Linked DNA regions of Homo sapiens: region 2 is linked to region 1. A link is an interaction called in ENCODE POLR2A ChIA-PET data of the cell type or tissue named here. Cell type or tissue: CD4-positive, alpha-beta T cell. All regions are shown on one strand. Links, peaks and the distances in the headings refer to the core of each region. The heading gives the core; the rest is flanking DNA. Region 1 holds the start of SNORA79 (small nucleolar RNA, H/ACA box 79). Region 2 overlaps CEP128 (centrosomal protein 128).

Region 1 (12,615 bases), core at 1,503-9,502:
CAAAGAAACAAGATCCACAAAAAGATTTTATAAACCATGTTGAGTTGTTTAGGCTCTTCTCAGTAGGCAATGAAAAGCTGTTAAAAGTTTTAGGATTTTTAGAAAGATAGGCCAGGCACAGTGGCTCACGCCCATAATCCCAGCACTTTGGGAGGCAAAAGCGGGCAGATCACCTGAAGTCAGGAGTTCAAGTCCAACCTAGACATGGTGAAACTCTGTCTCTATTAAAAATACAAAAATTAGCTGGGCACAGTGGTGCGTGCCACTAATCCCAGCTACTCAGGAGGCTGAGGCAGGAGAATCACTTGAACCCAGGAGGCGGGAGTTGCAGTGAGCTGAGATTGCGCCATTGCACTCCACCCTAGGTGACAGAGACTCTGTCTCAAAAAAAAAAAAAAAAAAAGATGACTATAAATCAGCCAGGTTAGGAGGGCAAAAGATGAGAGGCAGAGAAACCATTAAGAAGACAATGCAGCATTTTAGTGACAAATCATGGACAGTATGAACTAAGGAAATGAAAAAAGAGGCTGAGAAAAAAACAGTGTCAAACATATTAAGGGACTGCAACCATGGCAAAACTGCAGTTAAAGAAAAAAAAAAGGCCGGGCGCAGTGGCTCACACCTGTAATCCCAGCACTTTGGGAGGCCGAGGCGGGTGGATCACAAGGTAAGGAGATAGAAACCATCCTAGCTAACACGGTGAAACCCCATCTCTACTAAAAATACAAAAGTTAGCCAAGTGTGGTGGTGGGCGCCTGTAGTCCCAGCTACTTGGGAGGCTGAGGCAGGAGAATGGCATGAACCCAGCAAGCAGAGGTTGCAGTGAGCTGAGATCGCGCCACTGCACTCCAGCCTGGGTGAAAGAGCAAGACTCTGTCTCGAAAAAAAAAAAAAAAAGAAAAGAAAAACTATTAACAAGAATTGGTAGGGCTTGATACCTTGGGTATTAGAGGTAAGGAAAAGGGAGGATTCTACACACCCACTTCCAGTAAGCATCATAAAACTAGAGTCATGTCTGTGTCATTCACTCCTAAATCCCCTGACCCTTGTGAATACCCCGAGACTCAGTAACTGCTTATTGAATAAAGGCTGAATGACCAGCTTAGGAAGCTGGAAGGAGAGTGCTGCCACCTTCGAGGGGATGATGAAGGATGGGCAGAGACAACAGTAATTGTTTAATACATGTTTAATACATGCTGAATCTAAGTTAAGCTGTATACAGGAGAAATTTGAAACAACTGGGTCTGTAGCACTGAAAAAGAGTCTTTTGTGCATATAAGGAGAGGGAAACTACCCAGGGAATACATACAGAATAAAACAGAACCCCATACTGATCATAATAGAAGATTATTTTACCTGCTGTATAACAGGAGCTTGTACTCCACCAGGCTGCATTTGTGGTATAACCTGTTGTTGTAGAACCACTGACTGCTGAGGCTGAAAGATATATTGGGCACCATTGGCTGCTCTGACCACCTGAAGAAGCTGGCCTAAAGCAAAAAGCATGCATTCCGAGTTATCATTTTAGCAGTGACCATCTCAAAAGAAATGAATTCATATTTAATTTCATACCACCAAAGGCACAAGAAATTATCAAGAAAACTAACAATTTTATTAAAGGTTGTCATTCATACACAGTATGCATAATCCTCCCCTTCTCTGACTTCTCGCCATGTTCAAATACATTCCTTAAAATGTTTTATTTTTCATATTTACATCCTCATTCAGCTATTTCCAACAAGGTTTTAACAACAGATTATGAGACTTGACTAAAGCTTACATTATCTTTGCTAACCTTAGGAGTGAAGAAAGAGCAGTAAGATCAGACACTTCGGGAGCTGTTCATTTTTAAAGCTTTAAAGGAACAAAAGCTTAATAGCTCATTTAATATCTTGAACCAAACAAAGCACCAAAGAACTTTGCTTCAAAATTGGTAAAAGCAATAAAAGTTCACAGAACCAGTTATCATCATTGTCATACAATTCACACAGAATCAAATTCCCCCAATATGTTCCTTTAGACAACCCAGAATCTTGAATTGATTAAAAAGCAAATTACATCTTATTAAAATATGTAGCAAGACAAGCCCCTAATTTCACAAATTTACAAATTAACAAAAATAACATACACAGAATAGAAAATAAATAATAACTATATAATCAAGATTATAGGGAACACTTAAAATCCATGTAAATAAATTTTTCAAGCACCAATATGCCAAAACACATGAGCTAGACATTGGTCTTTTGTCAATGAAGAGATACTATGTATAATAATAGCATACAATAAATTTGCTCTTAATATGCTCTAGGAATTACTTTGATATCACAAGTTCAAAGAAGTTTAATACTCACTTGGCATGTTAAATGTGTTCAGTAAAAAACTAAGTAAGCATTTTTATATAATCATACTTCAATAATAGGGTTATCATGCACAGATCAAAGGTTCAAGTACAATTTTCATCTTCTTTACTGTATCCTCAACAACGATTACAGTTATATGTGTTACAGCCCTCAAATAAAGTTATTTTAATAACCTAAACCAAATGGTAAAAGAAATATTAGTATTTTCTGTCTTTCAAAGAAGACAAAACCTAAGGGCTAGATAGTACAATTTTCTGAATTACATTTTAAAATGGTTCCATCATTCCTAATTACCTGAATTTGTTAATATCTGCTGAACAGGAGTCACACCTGCAGGGAGTGCTAAGGTAGCAGCTGTAGCAGCAGCACTCTGAAAAAAACAAAGAAAAAATATCAAAACCACATACATGTATAATACTGTTTCTCTCTAGCATATTTTAATAGTGTATGAAACTTTTTGTTTAGAATATACCAAAATTTAAAAAATCTAGTAAGGCTAAATCCCATTTTATAAAATGGTACAAGACTGACCAACCTAGCCTCCAACCTACTAAATTATTTTAAGCAGTTAAATACAACAATATAATTGGGTTTTTTCCCCTAGAGAAGGTGCTCTAAGTAAATCTCACAGGTACTGCAGTTTTTTTTTCCTTCTTGTCCCATCAATCTTCTTTAAGGTACCAAGCCTTCCTATACTCAATCTAACCTACACATTTTTAGACAATACCCACATTAACAATGCTGTACAATATATGAAATGGCTATTTCATTATTGCTTCCTTTCCCACTGTTTCCTTATCCCCATTTCCTTGAGATAAAAGTATAATTATCTACTTTTTAGAATTCTTAACTTTTAAAATTTCTACTAAAATCAACAGATATCTATAAAGAACACTGTATCAGAAGACTTCACTGGGAGTACAGCTGACAATTCTTCTAAGATGTCATATTAGCAAAGAAAAAAGGGACATACTGGCATTATATTCTAGGTGAAACATGCATTAATAACAGATTAATACAAAAAATCTGTAAATCTTAAGAAAAGTCACACCAGGCAGACTGGCTCACGCCTGTAATCCCAGCACTTTAGGAGGCCCACGTGGGCAGATCGCTTGAGCTCAGGAGTTTGAGACCAGCCTGGGCAATATGGTGAAATCCCATTTCTACAAAAAATACAAAAATTAGCTGAGCAGGGTGGTGCACACCTGTAGTCCCAGCTACTTGGGAGGGTGAGGTGGGAGGATGGCTTGAACCTGAAGGTGGAGGTTGCAGTGAGCCGAGATTGTGCCACTGCACTCCAGCCTGGGCAATAGTCACAAACTTTAGTTTCAACATTTTGAAATCAAGTTAGTATGTGACACTTAAGTTATAAAGATATAGACGGGATTATATTATGAATTTCTTTAAATCCAGGACAAATTCTTGACTTCCTGGAGAGTTCTGGAGAGTTTTCTCCTCCTGTCCTCCCGCAAAGAATTATGCCATTCTCTGGTTTTTTATTCTGCACTTTAAGTATTTTCCTGTATCCCGCTATAGCTACACATTTTGGTAGTTTTTTCCCTCTCTTTTCAATCTTCTTTAGCTACCAACCATTCATACATTCAATCTAACCTATACAGTTTTAGAACTACCCATATCTGAAAAAGCTTAAAAAAATAAATATAACTGCTTTGGAAATGCTAGTGTCAGAGAAGTCAACAAACTTAGAAAATTATTAAACTGAGTTAATAGTTCAACTACTGTCTAGTCTGGGCTCTAGGTACATAGCTTTCCAAGAAAATACACTTGTTGCCACTTGACAAACCTAAGTAATTTCTACATCTTGGGCCTGAAATTCCCACTGTGTCTCCAGAATTTAACTATAGCCCACCCGGGTGATTCGTATTTAAGTTGGATACTCAATTACCCAATTTAAAATAAAACTTGGCTATATAAGCAAATTAAAGGTTATCTAAGTTTAAGGAAAATATTAACCACCACATACTATTAAGAAATATTTAAAAAGAAAAAAACAAAAATATTTAGAAATATTAAGTGCCTATAATTCATATTTTGAAAGACAGCAATTCTCCCTCTACCAGCAAACTGACATAGTAGTTTCCATATAGAATACACGACCCAATAACTACCTGCACACCCTCCACAAATTCAAGCTGCATAACATATATTTGCTGAGTCATGTACCATACACTAACCACCTTATACTTAATAACTATTAAAATTTCTTCTTGTATTCCACAAAACAGCCCAAACACAAATAATGCATTAGACCAATCATTTCATAAAAAAGAACCGAAAACAATGGTTTTCTAGAAGTTCCCTGAAATAGCCTTCTACTATATTATCTCACGTTTTTATGATTAGTTCATTTCTAATGCAAACAGAGCCATTAGAAAGAACAAATATATTTTTGCTATTTCTAAATCAGAATAATGCAAACCCACAAAAACCTAAAACACTTTTATTGGTACAGAGCCTATACTGATTATGTTCAGAAATACATGAAGGAAACACTGACTAAAAACAACAAAGTAAAATGTAAAATATACAGAAATGTTAAATCAATTTTCCTGAGTAACTGACCTATGATTTGTTTAAATACATATGCTCTTTAGAATAAAGGAGACTTAACCAGTAAGTAAGAGATGGACCACTAATTTTTATCCCAGAAATAACTTACTAATTCAAAATTCTCTTCCACAACATTTAAAATTCTTTTAGAGGGGCCTACCACAAGAGACTCTGCCAAAATTTGTTTTAAAATAATGTGAGTTATTCCCTAGGATATAGTCTTAATAACATCAACTACAATAAGCAACATATAGTGAGACTTTTTTTTTTTTAAGGGTGGAGGTTAAAAAAAATTGGGGCCTTAGACTTAAAATGGAGTTTTTTCCAATAAAAAATCTTGTGAGAAATAACAGGCATGAAATTTTTTATTTTCATGTAAACGAAAAGATTCTAGAAACTGCAACTACAAGTACAAACAGAGATCCTCGATATTTGTGAATTTAAAAACTGCAATTTCTACTATCATGTAGAAACTTTCAATTCTGCCACAGTATGAATTTGTGAGGCTGGTAATGTGTAGGAGGAAGTCATCTGTCTAGTGGGTAAGCCCTTCTTATCTGGCTTATAAACCACAAATGAACTTTGTGATTCAGTATCACTCACAAAGTAGAACTCATCTTTTCATACACTGCTTTTTGGTTTAAAAAAAAACTTGAGGCTGGGCGTGGTGGCTCACACCTGTAATCCTAACACTTCAGGAGGCCGAGGTGGGCAGATCGCTTGAGGTGAGGAGTTGGGCGACCAGCCTGGCCAACATGGTGAAACCCTGTCTCTACTAAAAGTACAAAAAAATTAGCCAGGTGTGGTGACATACACCTGTACTCCCAGCTACTCAGGAGGCTGAGGTGGGAGGATCACTTGAACCTAGGAGGCGGAGGTTGCAGTTAGCCAAGATCACACCACTGCACTCCAGCCTGGGTGACAGGGTAAGACTCCATCTTCAAAAAAAAAAAAAAACTTGAACGGAGGGAAAAAAAAATCTCATTTCTAGTACTAACTAGTTACATAGGTTAAAAGATCTTTTTACAAATATTGATTCTTTCACCTTTAAATAAAAGTTTTGGCTGAAGAATGAAATGTAAGAGCTGAGTCACCACTCAATGAAATCAACAGTCTGTATATTTTAAACAGAATAAAGAAAAACCATTTATAAGGAAGTATTGAACTACTCTAATCTGACTATATTTTAATGTTTTATCCAAAAAAAAAAAAAAAACAAAAAACAACTTCAAGGATATAGGTAAAGATTTTCTAAGGATCTGAAGAGGTTCTTTCAAGTTTACAGTTAACCTATACTACATTTGTTGAGAAATATTATATGTCTGAAATGTAATTTGAAAATATGAGTGAGGACTTGTAAAGTTTAGTGGATAGTCCTCAGAAATATAAAAATTCTAATATAACTCAGCTGGTTAAAATGTATTCTGTGGTAATTTACACACTATAATGACTTATTAGACTATACTATGGTTAAGTCAGAGTAATATTTTTAAATGCTTGATTTTAAAAATAGTTATACTGAACTATCCAGTCTATCTTCATTTTTTAAAAGTTCACAATTCTTAGCCTTCCCACCCTCTTGCAATTACTAGGTCTCCTGAAACAGAACCATACTTGGCATTATAAGCTTGGTAGGTACCCTAAAACTTTTTCGGAAATAGTAGGGAATGGAATAACTCTCACAAAGCACCATTCTTTTGGTATTCTTAAACAATTCCGTAATTTTATGAACCTTAATGTCTAGGTACCAAGCTAAACTTCAGATCCAATATTCAGGAAACTAAAACAGCTGTTTTGCTTGAGTCTTCAATAAACTTCAAGTAGTTAATATAGGACATATATAGGCATAATTACAATGTGGGTTAGAATTAAGTACAGCCAATCAAACTGCTACATTCTGAGTCTTACCATGTTTGATGCATTCATATGCTGTATCAACTTAGAATCTGGAACAATAACTTGTGGTGCTGTGGCTACAAAAAAACAAGCGAACATGCAAACAAGGAACCATGAGGCTATTTTATAATCACAAGAACACTTTACATACAATGATGAAAACTTTTTTCATGTTTTTCATGTTTTCTGCACTCAAATGCTTTCAATCATTTCATCTCAGGACATTATAAATGTATATGGCAAATAACAGCTGTGATATACCCACCCTATACTAGAAAACATTAAAAAATATTTAAGCCCAGGCGTGGTGGCTCACACCTGTAATTACAGCACTTTGGGAGGCCAAGGCGGGTGGATCACTTGAGGTCAGGAGTTCAAGACCAGACTGGCCAATATGGTGAAACCCCATCTCTACTAAAAATACAAAAAAATTAGTTGGGTGTCAGGCTGAGGCATGAGAATCACTTGAACTCCGGAACTGGAGGTTGCAGTAAGCTGAGATCACGCCACTGCACTCTAACATGGGTGACAAGGTTCCATATCAAAAAAAAAAAATTAAGTGGCAATTCCTAAGGATGCAAGGGAATTTAGGAACATGAAGTAGTGAGTTACCTTAACATCTAAACATAAATAGTTCTATGCATTCTTAAGTAAACTGGACATTTTCAAACATAATTTTGTCTTAACTCAAGGTTAACTGTTTTACTGATACAATGATACCACTGTTACAATGAGTTACTAATCCAATAAAAGTAAGCTCAAAAAGTTGTGACTAGTTTTTGAAATCTACATAGTCCTTTTCTTCCAAATATGACAGCTGACAGACTCATGCCACTTTCATCAGCTGTTTAAAAAATACAAATCAGCCGGGTGCAGGGATGCATGCCTGTAGTCCCAGCAACTCAGGAGGCTAAGGTGGGAGGATCACTTGAGCCCAGGAGTTCTGGGCTGTATGTGCTATGCTGATCAGGTGTCCAAATAAGTTCGGCATCAATATGGTGGCCTCCTGAAAGCAGGGGACCACCAGGTTGCCTGAAGAGTGGTAAACCGGCAAAAGTCGGAAAAAATACAAATCAGAAATAATGGCAATGTTACTTAAGCGTAAAAGGAATTACATGTTTGATTCCGCAAATTTCAGAGAACAGATAACTCCATTATCCTAATATTCTCTGAGTGAAGAAAATCAAATTTTAATTTATGATGACCTAAAATCCTAATGCCAGGTCTGAAGGCAACAGGAAGAACAGTCATCAAAAAAGAATAAAAGGATAAAATTATTTGATACAAAGTACACATTAAAATTAGGTATGAAAAGTACCACTAGATATCAACAGTAAAATAACCCAAATACTCTTCTACTGTGTGTCATTACCAATTTTAAGACACATATATATACTGTCAAATGAGGCAAATGAGTAACTAAATGATATTAAAATGAACTTTTCATTTACTTCTAGTGTCCTCTCCCATAAAAGCAGATGCACTGAATTAGAATGCTCAGGAAGTTTTATAACTGAATAGATGTTTGTCATGAGAGAAAATACAGATCAAGTTTCTTAGCCTTTTCTGGGCTCAGATTTTCCTCAGCTGTAAAACTGAGCCAAGGGCTATTTTACAAAGCCCTTATAAGATGCCAGTGAAACAGTATCTATAAAATGACTTGCAGAGTACAAGGCACTATGGACACAGTCTATGAATATTTGCTTTTTCTTAGCTTTAATCCAAGTAATATAAATTAAGATATGTTATATATCCACTCTTAACTTAAAATAAATCTAATTCAGTCCATTTAGGCTTACATAAATTCCTATGGAGCTGAATTTTCAGATTGCCAAAGTATACAAAAAACTCCAGAATGTAAGATATATTTTAAAAACTAATCTGAAACATGTCTTTGAAAGAACATGTTTTATAGAGAAAGCAAATAACTATTGTACCATATAAAATAATAAATCCCTTAGTAAATAAACCTTTTAGATTTAACTTAGGAAATCCATCACTATATAGCCTTTTCAAAACAAAATATTAATATAACTTCTCTGAATATCTTAGGCTTTCAATTAGTAAATTACTTGTCTACCATTACTCTACAGATACAACCTACATTGTATACAAATTTATATACATTTACATACACATCCCTCAGCCAAGAGAAAGGGGGGAAAAAGCCCGAAATCAACAGAGGGGTTTTTGTTTATTTTTAGGTTCTCCATGTGCCCCTTAAAAGACAAGATCCAAAAAATGCAGAATATTTCTCTTCTTTCATAATGACAAACTTAATTTCCAAGTCATAAGTAGGAAAACAAGTCCAGTCTCACCTTGCTGTGATGCAGGAATAAGAACCTGCTGGGTCTGCGCTTGCTGAGGTACTGTCTGCTGAGGCTGAGCTTGCTGATGATGGTGATGGTGGTGATGCTGCTGCTGCTGGGGTTGATGCTGCTGTTGAACTTGCAGTAGAAGCTGCTGCTCTTCTGAATGAAATCCATCTACTGCCCTGGACTGCATTAGTTTGTTTTCCCATAACTAAGGCAAAGAACATTAAAGATTTCTAAGTGAAAAATAACTCTGGACAGATGAATACAACAGTTTTATTAATCTCTTTATAAAGTTATTCCATTTTAAAAACTGATACAGACACAGAAATACAACAAATCTGTAATTCTAACCCAAGTGAAACAATAACAAAAACAAAATTTTAAAGTATCAAACCTCATTTTTGCCACATCAGAGTACTGAAGATTTTGTTTCTTTTTTTTATCTTCCAATGAACTTTCTATAGTAATTCCTTAATCAGCAGTTATTATTAAGCGATGAGTTTCATACAAGCAACTTCTTTAGTAATCAAAGATTATCCTTTATAATAGCAAAACCATTACTAAACTATTTTTATATGGAACTTTTTCCTTATAAAAATAGAAAATACAAAATTTTCTGCAACATATAAAACATAAATTCTTAAATAACATACAAAACATAAATTCATTTACAACAGTGAGATACATAGATGCAATCCCCCAAAGAAGAAAAGCCTAACTTTCCATCTGTCCAATCCTACATAAAGAAAAAGAACCGGCAACGCCCGAAGGTCTTAGTAGTTATCCCAACTCTCCACACTTCTTGAAATGTCCTTCCTTCTTCCATTACGCCAATTGACAATCCTTTTCTGTTTAGCCATTTCTATTTTCTCATTTCACCTTAGGTTCTATGATGGGAAAAATCATAATGGACAAAAAGAAAGAAAAGAAAAGAAAACATGTGCAACGATTTCATTCTTCTACCTAACACATTTCCTCTCTACCAGGTTTAGTGTTCAATCTAGAGCCTTTACCTTTTAAGAAACTGGCCAAAAAGTCACAAACTATTCCCTGAAAATACAGATAAAACTTCATTTGGTCATTCTGTACACAAGGATCTACACATACTTTGTCTTCTCCTCCAGGATTTGCTCTTGGCATATTGCCTAATTGACCTGAAGCTTCTATCAGATCCTTCAAGAACTTCCCTTTGCCATACTCACAGAGAGTTTCTTTATTTTTTTATTTTTTTTTTTAATTTAAGAAATAGTGACAAGATCTCACTATGTTGCCCAGGCTGGTCTCGAACTCCTGGGCTCAAGCAATCTGCTCGCCTTGGCCTCCCAAAGAGCTGAGATTATAGGCGTGAGCCACCATGCCTGGTCATACTCACAGAGATTTTTTATAATCTTCTGACCCTTCCAATCATTCCAGACATTCTAGATTTGTTGTCATGATGCTAGTAACAGTTCCACTAAATCTCTAATGGCTTACTGAGAAAGCAAATGTTAAGGTCAATTTCCTAGGGAATCTTACTGGCAGGCCCAGTATTTAGACTTACCTGAAGTCTATTCTTAGAGAGATGGTAACAAGATCTATCTCACTGGTTGTTGAGAGGATTAAATGACATATCTATGTAAAACAATTATCAGTGTTACATAAAGTTGGTGATCAAAATATATTATTATTGGTGGCAGTGGTGGTGGCATTAACTGTTTAACAGAGCCTTACACCAGAAGTCAGGAACCCAGTTAGTCCTGGTTTGGCCATTTATGTAACCTGATCATTTATCTTTCTTAGGCATCTTCTTCACCCAAAAGGGGAACCAACTGAATAAGATTACTTCTAAACTCACTTCCAGTGAATAAATTTAAGTCTCTGCTAATCCCAGGCGAAAGACAGCGCTTCTTCCCGTAGTAACAAGCACTACTTTCTGAGATCCCATGTTGTGTCTGATTCATCTCTGTAAAGTAGGCATCTAGAATAGCGCACCATCAAAATAGACACTCACATGCTAAATAAAACACATTATGACTAATGTATTATATATAGTAAGGCTTCCAAACACTCTGTTATCACCCAAACCTTCTACATCTTCTCCTCTCTTCCAAAACAAAACAAAGCCTGTTTCTTGTGAGCCAAAAATCAAGGTGAAAAAAAGTCTTATTAATGTTTTGTTTAAAAAGTTTTTGAAATCATAATTTTCTAAATTTTATGCTTCACTTTTACCACCTCCAACTGGTTTACCCACAGCAATCTCGACCCATCACTTCTACGAAGCTCCTATGATAATGGTAAACATTAATGAATACACATCATGTGTGGCTAAGTACTGGGCACCATGACTCACCTAGACTCCCATGTAAACGACCTAGGAGTCAGAATCTACCCCAACAGCCCACCATTATTGTCTATTCTGATTCAGTGTTCCAATGCATCTCTATGACATGGCCCTGGTCCTTTCTGCCCAGCAGTACTGCAAACAGTAGTAATGTAGTGACTCAACTCTTGAGTTTCCTGCATCAAGTCATACAGTCCACAAATAATTATGTCCTATATGCCAAACACTGTTACAGGCATTGAGAAGATACAGTGAACAAACCTGAGAAAAATGCTCGACCTTACAGAGCAGACATTCCAGCGGACACTTGCCCTTCCAATCTATCCTCTATAAATCAGTGATCCTCAAAATGCGGTTCTAGACCCAACATCAGCATCACCTGGGTACTTGTTAAAAATACTGAATCAGCAGCTCTGGGGGTTATTCAGGTTATTCTGATGTATGCTAAAGTGAGAACCGCTTTAAAATCTAGACCGATGTTTTTCAAACTGAGGACTGCAACCCACTAGTGATTCATAGTCAATTTAGAATTTTCTTTGTAGCCCTCTCTCCTTCTCTCCCTTTCCTTTCTTTCTCTCTCCTTCCCTCCCCTTCTCCGTCCCTCTCTTTCCCCTTCTCCCTCCCTCTCTCCACTAAGAATGTTTTTTGTAAACAAAATAGAACTGAGAAAAAATCAGACTGTACTACACTGAGAAAAAACTTTTGCAGATTTTTGTTATACACACATACACTGGCGCATGTATTTATTCAAAATGTTAAATACTATTAATTCTTAAGGAGGGTCCTAGTCAAGAAGTTTGAGAAACACTGTTCTACACTGTTATCAAGGCGAATTTTTTTAAATTTATAAATATGATATCCTCTGCTTAAAAACTGGAACCACAGCAAAGTAATTAATATATCTATCTATCTACCTACCTACGTACCTACCTACCTACCTACCTACCTACCTACCTACCTACCTACCTACCTACCTGATATGGTTTGGCTGTATTCCCAACAAAATCTCAACTTGAGTTGTATCTCCCAGAATTCCCATGTGCTGTGGAAGGGACATGTAATTGAACCATGGGGGCCGGTCTTTCCCACGCTATTCTCAGGAGATCTGATGGGTTTATCAGGTGTTTTCGCTTTTGCTTGTTCCTCATTT
Region 2 (12,615 bases), core at 2,776-10,775, 310 kb before region 1:
TGAGAGCTGCAACAGCAGACTAGATCAAACAGAAGAGACAGTTTGTGAATTTGAAGATGAGTATTTTGAAATGACTCAACCAGAGGGGAAAAAAGAACGAAAAAGAGTAAAGACTTATAAAAAACCATCAAGCAAACAAATGTTCACATTATGGGAATTTCATAAAGAGAAAAGACAAAGAAAACAATGTTTACTTAATGAAATAATTGCTGAAAACCCCCCAAGTCTTGGAAAAGATACAGATATCCAGATCTACGAAGCTCAAATGTTCCCAGATTCAACTCAAAGAGATCCTCTTCAAGTCATATTCTAATCACGCTGTCAAAAATCAAAGACAATTAAGAGTAGTAAGAATATCAAAATTTCTTACACTCTTCCAAAAAATGGAGCTAGAATAACTACATCAAAACACATTTTATGAAGGATTATCACTTTGAAACCTAAGCCAGATAAAGACATCACAAGAGAAGAAAGCTATGACAATCTTTCTGATGAACACTGATGGAAATCTTCAATAAAATATTTGCAAACCAAAGCCAACAACACATCAAAAAAATTATACAACATGACCAGATAAGATTTATTCCTGGCATGCAAGGCTGATTAAACATATGCAAATTGATGTCATACATCATATTAACAGGACAAAAGATAAAAACCACATTATAATCTCAACTGATAAGAAAAAAAAAAGCATTTATCGAAGTCCAACATACTTTCTTGATAAAAACTGTCAACAGTTTAGGCATATAAGGAAAGTTCCTCAACATAATAAAAGCCATTTATGAAAAGCCCATGGTGGACATTATAAAAATGAAGAAAAACTGAAAGCTTTTCCATTACAATCCAGAACAAGGCAAGGATGCCCCCTCCTTCTATTCAACATACTACTAAAAGTAACAGCAAGAACAATCAGACAAAAAAAGAAATAAAATGCATCCAATTTGAAAAGAAGTAAAGTTATCTCTATTTGCAGAGGAAATGGTCCTACACATCAAAAACCCCAAAGATTCCACACAAAAAAACTATTAAAAATAATAAGGTTCATTGGGAGGCCAAGGTGGGCGGATCACGAGGTCAGGAGATCAAGACCATCCTGGCTAACACAGTGAAACCCCCTCTCTACTAAAAAAAAAAAATACAAAAAATTAGCCGGGCATGGTGGTGGGCGCCTGTAGTCCCAGCTACTCGGGAGGCTGAGGCAGGAGAATGGCGTGAATCTCGGAGGTGGAGGTTGCAGTGAGTCAAGATCTCGCCACTGCACTCCAGCCTGGGCGACAGAGCAAGACTCCATCTCAAAAATAATAATAATAATAATAATAATAATAATAATAATAATAATAATTTCAGTAAAGGATACAAAATCAACACATAGAAATTACTACATTTTTATACACAATTATGTAACTGAAAAAGAAATCAGGAAAACAGTTCCATTTATGATAGCATTAAAAAAAAAACTGAAGCAAGAATAAACCAAACCCAAAATGAGTAGAAAAAATAATAAAGATCAGAGTAGAAATAAATGAAATTGAAATTAAGAAAATACAAAAGATCAATGAAATGAAAAGTTGGTTTTTTGAAAAGATAAATAAAATTGACAAACCTTTAGTCAAACTAAGAAAAAAATAGAGAAGATCCAAATAAATAAAATCAGAGGTGAAAATGGAGACATTACAACTGCTACTGCAGAAATTCAAAGGATCATTAGTGGCTACTATGAGTAACTATATGCCAATATATTGGAAAATCTAAAACACATCTAGAAGAAAACTCCTAGACAGACACAACCTACAAAGATTGAACCATGAGAAAATCCAAAAGCTAAACAGACCAATAACAAGTAAAGAGATAAAAGACGTAACATGTCTTCTAGCAAAGAAAACCCTGAAACCCAATGGCTTCATTATTGAATTCTAGCAAACATTTAAAGAACTAATACTTACCCTATTCAACCTATTCAAAAAAATAGAGTAAGAAGAGTAATAGAGTAATATTGGCCATTTTACAAGAGCAGTATTATCTTAATACCAAAACCAGATAAAGACACATCAAGAAAGGAAACTACAAGCCAATATCCTTGATGAATACTGATGCAAAAACCCTCAACAAAATACTAGCAAGATGAATTCAATAACACATTGAAAAAAGGTCATCAATACCAAGTGGGATTTAGCCCAGAAATGCAAGGATGGCTTAACACATGCAAATTAATCAATGAGATACATCATATAAACAGAATGCAGGACAAAACTATATAAAAACCTTCAAAAAACTGAGTAACCAAGGAATATACCTCAACATAAGAAAAGCCATATACAACAGACTCACAGCAACTATCATCCCAAATGAGGAAACACTGAAAGCCTTTCCTCTAAGATCTGGAACAAGACAAGAATGCCCACTTTCACCACCGTTACTCAACATAGCACTAGAAGTCCTAGCTAGAATAATAAGACAAGATAAAGAAAGGGCATCCAAACAAGCACAGGCAATCAGAGCAAAAATGAACAAACGGTATCACATCAAGTTAAAAAGCTTCTGTACAGCAAAGGAAACAATCAACAAAATGAAGAGACAACCCACAGAATGACAAAAAATATTCATCTGACAATAAATTAATAATCAGAATATATAAGAAGATCAAACAACTCTATCAGAAAAAAAAATCTCATAATCCAATTTAAAATGGGAAAAATAGCTCAATAGACATTTCTCAAAAGAAGGCATACAAATGGCAAGCAGGCATACAAAAAGGTCATCACTGATCATCAGAGAAATACAAATCAAAACTACAAGGAGATATCATCTTACCCCAGTTAAAATGATTTATATCCAAAAGACAGACAATAACAAATGCTGGTGAGGGTATGGAAAAAAAGAGAACCCTCCTACACTGTTCGTGGGAATGTAAATTAGTACAAGTACTATGGAGAATGGTATGAAGGGTCCTCAAAAAACTAAAAACAGAGCTACCACATGATCCAGCAATTCCACTGCTAGGTATAAACCCAAAACAAAGGTAATCAGTGTATCAGACATCTGCATTCCCATGTTTGTTGCAGCACTATTCACAATAGCCAAAATTTGGAAGTAATCTAAGTGTCCATCAACAGATGAATGGATAAAGAAAATGTACTTATACACAACGGAGTACTATTCAGCCATCAAAACAATGGGATTCTGTCATTTCCAACAACATGGATGGAACTGGAGGTCAAATTAGCCAACACAGAGAGGCAAACATCACATGTTCTCACTTATTTGTGGGATCTAAAAATAAAAACAATTGATCTCATGGAGATAAAGAGTACAAGGATGGTTACCAGAGGCTGAAAGGGTAGTGGGAGGATGGGTAAGAGGAAGGGAAGTTTAATGGGTATAAAAAAATACAGTGAATAAGACCTGGTGTTTGATAGCACAAAAAGGTGACTAAGGTCAATAAGAATTTAATTGTACATTTTAAAATAACTAAAAGAGTATAATTGGATTGTTTGTAACACTAAGGATAAACACTTGAGGTAATGGATACTCCATTTACTCTGATGTGATTATTACACATTGCATGCCTATATCAAAACATCTCATGTACCTGTAAGTATATACATGCCTACTACCTACCCGCAAAATTTTAAATAAAAAATTTTTTAAAATAAAATAGAATAAAGGCTGAATCTTTGAGAGTGGGAAAAAACAAAATAAAGGGCATCCAAATTGAAAAGGAAGAAGTCAAATTAATTATCTTTGTTTGCAGATGATATGATCATCTATTTGAAAAAAACCTAAAGACTCCATCAAAAAACTGCTAGAACTGATAAACTCAGTAAAGTTGCAGGATACAAAATCAACATACAAAACTCAGTAGCATTTCTATATGTCAACAGCAAACAAACTGGAAAATAAATCAAGAAGGTAATCCAATTTACAATAGCTAAAGATAAAAATTAAATACTTAGGAATTAACCAAAAAAGTGAAAGATCTCTACAGTGAAAACTATATAAGATTGATGCAAGGAATTAAAGAGAAACCATTAAAAAATGGAAAGATATTCTATGTTAATAGACTAGAAGAATCAATATTGTTAAAATGTCCATACTACCCAAAGCAATCTACAGATTCAATGCAATACCAATGACATTCTTCACTGAAATAGAAAAAAAATCCTAAAATTAATATTGAATTACAAAAGACCCATAATATTCAAAGCTATCCTGAGCAAAAAGAACAAAACTGGAGGAACCACATCACCTGACTTCAAATTATACTACACAGCTATAGTAACCAAAACAGCATAGAACTGGCATAGAAACAGAAACATAGACCAATGAAACAGAATACAAAACCCAGAAGCACATCCATACAATCACAGCAAACTCATTCTAGACCAAGTTGCAAAGAACTTGTATTGGGAAAAGGAACATCTCTTAAATGGTGCTGGGAAAACTGGATATTCATATGCAGAAGTATGAAACTAGATCCCTATCTCTTAACATATACAAAAATCAAATCACATAGATTAAAGACTTAAATCTAAGACCTCACACTATGAAACTATTACAAAGAAACACTGGGGACCAAACTCCCCAGGACATTGGAGTAAGCAAAGATTTCTTGAGTAATAATCCAAAAAGCACAGGCAGCCAAAGCAGAAACGGACAAATGGGATCACATCAAGTTAAAAAGCTTGCACACAGCGAAGTTAGCAATCATCAAAATGAAGAGACGACCCAGAAAATGACAGAAAATTTTGCAAACTATCAACCTGACAAGGGATTAATAACCATTATACAGAGAGCTGTCAAGATGGCTGAATAAGAACAGCTCCAGTCGGCAACTCCCAGAAAGGCCAACACAGAAGGTGGGAGAGTTCTTCATTTCCAACTGAGGTATCAAGTTCATCTCATTGGGACTGGCTAGACAGTGGGTGCAGCCCACAGTGGATGAGCAGAAGTAGGGTGGGGCATTGCCTCACCGGGGAAGTGCAAGGGACTGGCGAACTCCCTCCCCTAGCCAAGGGAAGCCGTGAGGGACTGTGCTGTGAGGGACTGTGCTATCCGGCCCAGACACTATGCTTTTCCCATGGTTTTTGCAGCCCACAGACCAGGAGATTCTCTTGTGTGCCTTCACCACCAGGGCCCTGGGTTTCAAGCACAAAACTGGGCAGCTGTTTGGGCAGACACCGAGCTAGCTGCTGGAGTTTTTCTTTTGTAGCCCAGTGGTGCCTGGAACCCCAGCGAGACAGAACTGTTCACTCCCTTAAAAGGGGGCTGAAGCCAGGGAGCCAAGTGGTCTCACTCAGCGGGTCCCACTCCCACAAAGCCCAGCAAGCTAAGAACCACTGGCTTGAAATTCTTGCTGCCAGCATAGCAGTCTGAAGTCGAACTTGGTGGTGGGAGGGGCATCGCCATTACTGAGGCTAGAGTAGGCAGTTTTCCCCTCATAGTGTTAACCTTGACTGTGAGTAACACCACAGCAAGGCAAAGTACCTGGGGCCAGACTGCCTCTCTAGATTCCTCCTCACTGGGCAGGACATCTCTGAAAGAAAGGCAGCAGCCCCAGTCAGCGGCTTATAGATAAAACTCCCATCTCCCTGAGACACAGCACCTGGGGAAAGGGGTGGCTGTGGGCACAGCTTCAGCAGACTTAAACGTTCCTGCCTGCTGGCTCTGAAGAGAGCAGCATATCTCCTAGAAAAGCACTCGAGCTCTGCTAAGGGACAGACTGCCTCCTCAAGTGGATGCCTGACCCCCGTGCCCTCTGACTGGGAGTCACCTCTCAGCAGGGGTCAACAGACACCTCATACAGGAGAGCTCCGGCTGGCATCAGGTGGGTATCCCTCTGGAACGAAGTTTCCAGAGGAAGAAGCAGGCAACAATATTTGCTGTTCTGCAGCCTCTGCTGGTGATACCCAGGCAAATAGGGTCTAGAGTGGACCTCCAGCAAACTCCAGCAGACCTGCAGAAGAGGGGTCTGACTGTGAGAAGGAAAACTAACAAACAGAAAGCAGTAACATCAACATAACAAAAAGGATGCCCACAGAAAAGCCCCATCCAAAGGCCATCAGCATCAAAGATCAAAGGTAGATAAATCCATGAAGATGAGGAAAAACCAGTGCAAAAATACTGAAAATTCCAAAAACCAGAATGACTCTTGTCCTCCAAATGATCGCAACTCCTCTCCAGCAACGGCACCAAATTGGACAGAGAATGTGTTTGACAAATTGACGGAAGTAGGCTTCAGAAGGTGGGTAACAACAAATTCCTCTAAGCTAAAGGAGAATGTTCTAACCCAATGCAAGGAAGCTAAGAACCTTGATAAAAGGTTATAGGAACTGCTTACTAGAATAACCAGTTTAGAGAAGAACATAAATGACCTGGTGGAGCTGAAGAACACAGCATGAGAACTTCGCGAAGCATAGACAACTATCAATAGCCAAATCAATCAAGCGGAAGAAAGGATATCAGAGATTGAAGATCAACTAAATAAAATAAAGCATGAAGACAAGATTAGAGAAAAAAGAGTGAAAAGGAACAAACAAAGCCTCCAAGGAATATGGGACTATGTGAAAAGACCAAACCTATGTTTCATTGGTGTACCTGAAAGTGATGGGGAGAATGAAACCAAGTTGGGAAACACTCTTCAGGATATTATCCAGGAGAACTTCCCCAACCTAGCAAGACAGGCCAACATTCAGATTCAGAAAATACAGAGAACACCACTAAGATACTCCTCGAGAAGAGCAACCCCAAGACACAAAATTGTCAGATTCTCCAAGGTTGAAATGAAGGAAAAAATGTTAAGAGCAGCCAGAGAGAAAGGTCAAGTTACCTGCAAAGGGAAGCCCATCAGACTACAGCAGATCTCTCAGCAGAAACCCTACAAGCCAAAAGAGAGTGGGGGCCAATATTCAACATTCTTAAAGAAAAGAATTTTCAATCCAGAATTTCATATCCAGCCAAACTAAGCTTCATAACTGAAGGAGAAATAAAATCCTTTACAAACAAGCAAATGCTGAGGGATTTTGTCACCAACAGGTCTGCCTTGCAAGAGCTCCTGAAGGAAGCACTAAATATGGAAAGGAAAAACCAGTACCAGCCACTGCAAAAACATACCAAATTGTAAAGACCATTGACAATAGGAAGAAACCGCATTAACTAACGGGCAAAATAACCAGCTAGCATCATAATGACAGGATCAAATTCACACATAACAATATTAACCTTAAATGTAAATGGGCTAAATGCCCCAATTAAAAGACACAGACTGGCAAATTGGAAAAAGAGTCAAGACCCACTGGTGTACTGTATTCAGGAGACCCATCTCACATGCAAAGACACACATAGGCTCAAAATAAAGGGATGAAGGAATATTTACTAAGCAAATGGAAAGCAAAAAATAAAGCAAGGGTTGCAATCCTAGTCTCTGATAAAACAGACTTTAAAACAAAAAGATCAAAAAAGACAAAGGGCATTACATAAAGGTAAAGGAATCAATGCAACAAGAAGAGCTAACTACCCTAAATATATATGCGCCCAATACAGGAGCATCCAGATTCATAAAGCAAGTACTTAGAGATCTACAAAGAGACTTGGATTCCCACACAATAATAGTGGGAGACTTTAACATCCCACTGTCTACATTAGACAGATCAATGAAACAGAAAATTAACAAGGATATTCAGGACTTGAACTCAGCTCTGGACCAAGTAGACCTAATAGGTATCTACAGAACTCTCCACCCTAAATCAACAGAATATACATTCTTCTTAGCACTGCATAGCACTTATTATAAAATTGACCACATCATAGGAAGTGAAACACTCCTCAGCAAATGCAAAAGAATGGAAATCATAACAAACAGTCTCTCAGACCACAGTGCAATCACATTAGAACTCAGGATTAAGAAATTCTCTCAAAACTGCACAACTACATGGAAACTGAACAATCTACCCCTGAATGACTACTAGGTAAATAACAAAATTAAGGCAGAAATCAAGAAGTTCTTTGAAACCAATGAGAACAAAGACACAACGTACCAGAATGTCTGGGATACAGCTAAAGCAGTGTTTAGAGGGAAATTTAAAGTACTAAATGCCCACATCAGAAAGTGCAAAAGACCTAAAATCGATACCCTAACATCATAATTAAAAGAACTAGAGAAGTAAGGGCAAAAGAATTCAAAAGCTAGGAGAAGACAAGAAATAACTAAGATCAGAGCAGAACTGAAGGAGATAGAGACACAAAAAAACCTTCGAAAAATCAAGGAATTCAGGAGCTGGTTTTTTGAAAAAATTAGCAAAACAGATAGACTGCTAGCCAGACTAATAAAGAAGAAAAGAGAGATGAATCAAATAGACACAATAAGAAATGATAAAAGGGGTATCACCACTGATCCCACAGAAATACACACTACCATCAGAGAATACTATAAATACCTCTATGTAAATATACCAGAAAATCTAGAAGAAATGGATAAATTCCTGGACACAAACACCCTCCCAAGACTAAACCAGGAAGAAGTTGAATCCCTGAATAGACCAATAACAAGTTTGGAAATTGAAGCAGTAATTAATAGCCTACCAACCAAAAAAAGCCCAGGACCAGACCGATTTACAGTCGAATTCTACCAGAGGTACAAAGAGGAGCTGGTATCATTCCTTCTGAAACTATTCCAAACAATAGAAAAAAGGGGGACTCCTTCCTAACTCATTTTATGAGGCCAGCATCATCCTGATACCAAAACCTGGCAGAAACACAACAAAAAAAGAAAATTTCAGGCCAATATCCCTGATGAACGTTGATGCGAAAATCCTCAGTAAAATACTGGCAAACCAAACCCAGCAGCACATCAAAATGCTTATCCACCACGATCAAGTTAGCTTCATCGCTGGAATGCAAGGCTGGTTCAACATACGCAAATCAATAAACATAATCCATCACATAAACAAAACCAATGACAAAAACCACATGATTATCTCAATAGATGCAGAAAAGGCCTTTGACAAAATTCAACAGCGCTTCATGCTAAAAACACTCAAGAAACTAGGTATTGAGGGAACATATCTCAAAATAATAAGACCTATTTTTGACAAACCCATACCCATATCATACTGAATTGGCAAAAGCTGGTAGCATTCCCTTTGAAAACCAGCACAAGACAAGGATGCCCTCTCTCTCCACTCCTATTCAACATAGTATTGGAAGTTCTGGCCAGGGCAATCAGGCAAGAGAAATAAATAAAGGGCATTCAAATAGGAAGAGAGGAAGTCAAATTGTCTCCGTTTGCAGAGGACATGATTTTATATTTAGAAAACCCCATTTTCTCAGCCCCAAAATTCCTTAAGCTGATAAGCAACTTCAGCAAAGTCTCAGGATACAAAATCAATGGGCAAAAATCACAAGCATTCCTATACACCAATAATAGACAAACAGGGAGCCAAATCATGAGTGAACTCCCATTCACATGTGCTACAAAGAAAATAAAATACCTAGGAATACAACTTATAAGGGACATGAAGAACCTCTTCAAGGAGAACTACACCCACTGCTCAAGGAAATAAGAGAGGACACAAACAAATGGATAAACATTCCATCCTCATGGACATGAAGAATCAATATCATGAAAATGGCAATACTGCCCAAAGTAATTTATAGATTCAATGCTATTCCCATCAAGCTACCATTGACTTTCTTCACAGAATTAGAAAAACTACTTTAAATTTCATATGGAACCAAAAAAGAGCCTGCATAGCCAAACAATCCTAAGCAGAAAGAACAAAGCTGGAGGCATGACTCTACCTGACTTCGAACTATACTACAAGGCTACAGTAACCAAAACAGCATGGTACTGGTACCAAAACAGATATACAGACCAATGGAACAGAACAGAGGCTGCAGGAATAACACCACACATCTACAACCATCTGATCTTTAACAAATCTGACAAAAACAAGAAATGGAGAAAGGATTTCCTATTTAATAAATGGTGCTGGGAAAACTGGCTACCATATGCAGAAAACTAAAACTGAACCCCTTCCTTACACCTTATATAAAAATTAACTCAAGATGGATTAAAGACTTAAACATAAATCCTAAAATCAAAAAACCCTGGGAGAAAACACAGCCAATACCTTTCAGGACTTAGGCATGGGTAAAGACTTCATGACTAAAACACCAAAAGCAATGGCAACAAAAGCCAAAATAGACAAATAGGATCTAATTAAACTAAAGAGCTTCTGCACAGTAAAAGAAGTTATCATCAGAGTGAACAGGCAACCTACAGAATGGGAGAAAATTTTTGCAATCTATCCATCTGACAAAGAGCTAATGTCCAGAATCTACAAGGAACTTAAACATATTTACAAGAAAAAAACAAACAACCCCACCAAAAAACTGGGCAAAGGATATGAACAGACACCTCTCAAAAGAAGGCATTTATGTGGTCAACAATCATGTGAAAAAAAGCTCACCATCACTGGTCATTAGAGAATGCAAAGCAAAACCACAGTGAGATACCATCTCACGCCAGTTAGAATGGTGATCATTAAAAGGTCAGGAAATAACAGATGCTGGCAACAATGTGGAGAAATAGGAACATTTTACACTGTTGGTGGGAGTGTAAATTAGTTCAACCTTTGTGGAAGACAGTGTGGCAATTCCTCAAGGATCTAGAACCAGAAATAACATTTGACCCAGCAACCCCATTACTGGGTGTATACCCAAAGAATTATAAATCATTCTACTATAAAGACACATGCACATGTATGTTTATTGCAGCACTATTCACAATAGCAAAGACTGGGAACCAACCCAAATGCCCATCAATGATAGACTGGATAAAGAAAATGTGGCACATATACACCATGGAATACTATCCAGTCATTTAAAAAAATGAGTTCTTGTCCTTTGCAGGGACATGGATGAAGCTGGAAACCATCATTCTCAGCAAACTAACACAGGAACAGAAAACCAAACACCATATGTTCTCACTCATAAGTAGGAGCTGAACAATGAGAACACATGGACACAGAGAGGAGAACATCACACACTGGGGCCTGTTGCAGGGTGAGGGGCAAGCAGAGGGAGAGCATTAGGACAAATACCTAATGCATGCGGGGCTTAAAACCTAGATGATGGGTTGATGGGTGCAGCAAACCACCATGGTGCATGTATACCTATGTAACAAACCTGCATGTTCTGCACATGTATCACAGATCTTAAAGTTTAATTAAAAATAAAAATAAAAACAAAATAACCATTATTCATAAGGAGCTCAAACAACTCTATAGGAAAAGATCTAATAATCTTATTTTTAAATCGGCAAAAGAAACAGGCATTTCTCAGAAGGAGACACACAAACGGCAAACAGGTATACAAAAAGGTGCTCAAGATCAATGAGCATCAGAGAAATGCAAATCAAAACTACAATGAGACATCACCTCACCCCAGTTAAAATAGCTTTTATCCAAAAGACAGGCAATAAGTAACAAATGTTGGCAAGGGTGTGGAAAAAAGAGAACTCTCCCACACTGTTGATGGGAATGTAAATTAGTGTAAGCACTATTTTGAGAACAGTATGGAGGATCCTCAAAAAACTAAAAACAGAGCTACCACATGATCCAGCAATCCCACTGCTAGGTATATACCCAAAACAAAGGAAGTCAGCATATTAAAAATATATCTGCACCCCCACATTTATTGCAGCACTATCCACAATAGCCAAGATTTGGAAACAATCTAAGTGTCCATTGACAGAAGAATAAATAAAGAAAATGTGGTGTTTATACACAATGGAGTACTATTCAGCCAAAAAAAAGATGAGGTCCTGTGATTTGCAAAAACATGAATAGAACTTGAGGCCATTATGTTAAGTGAAATAAGCCAGGCACAGAAAGAAAAACAATACATGTAGGAGCTAAAAATTAAGACAGTCAAATTCACAGAGAGTACAAGGATTGATTACCAAAGGCTGAGAAGGATAGTTGGAAGGGTGAGGAGGAGATGGAATGGTTACTAGGTGCAAAAAAAAAAAAAAAAATAGCTGGAAAGAATAAATAAAACCAAGTATTTGACAGCACTACCATAGTCAATATGAATTTAATTGTACATTTTAAAATAACTAAAAGAGTATAATTGAATTGTTTGTAACAAAGAATAAATGCTTGAGGTGATAGATACTCCCATTTACCCTGATGTGATTATTATATATTGCATGCCTGAATAAAAATATTTCACGAAATATGTATATTTCATGTTTTAAAAATTAAAAAACAGCTGAAGAATAAATTTAACAAAGGTGAAAATCCTGTACACAGAAAACTATAAGACACTGATGAAAGAAATTGAAGACAAAATAATGAAAAAATAAATGAAAAGATATTCCATCCTCATGAATCAGAAGAATTAATATTCTTAAATTATCCATACTACCCAAAGCAAAATATAGGTTTGACATAATCCATATCAAAATCCTAATGGCATTCCTCACAGGAAAAAAAAAAAATCCTAAAATTTGTATGGAAACATAAAGACCCTAAAACAATTCCAAGAATGAAAAACAAAGTTGGAGGAATTATACTTCCTGATTTAAAATTATATAACAAAGCTATAGTAATC

What was found. Peaks named below come from ENCODE experiments on the same cell type or tissue, not always from the same donor. Only the 100,000 strongest peaks of a DNase experiment are listed, where the experiment ranks them.
Region 2: POLR2A ChIA-PET joins it to region 1 with 13 read pairs; 2 of 35 experiments call an interaction of 5 or more read pairs at or near these places.

Annotation. Positions count from the first base shown.
Region 1 is chr14:81,194,752-81,207,366 of GRCh38, forward strand. It overlaps GTF2A1 (general transcription factor IIA subunit 1), which reads right to left. Exons shown (of 9, transcript NM_015859.4): 3 at 9,149-9,353; 4 at 6,843-6,907; 5 at 2,658-2,733; 6 at 1,357-1,490. It overlaps SNORA79 (small nucleolar RNA, H/ACA box 79), which reads right to left and starts at 8,083; the gene lies at 7,944-8,083. In CD4-positive, alpha-beta T cell, for the core only: no CTCF peak of the experiment used is centred there; a DNase peak (open chromatin) is centred at 5,540.
Region 2 is chr14:80,879,566-80,892,180 of GRCh38, forward strand. The region is part of intron 8 of CEP128 (centrosomal protein 128); the gene reads right to left. Among named protein-coding and RNA genes, the nearest start is that of CEP128, 56 kb to the right of the region's middle. In CD4-positive, alpha-beta T cell, for the core only: no CTCF peak of the experiment used is centred there; no DNase peak of the experiment used is centred there.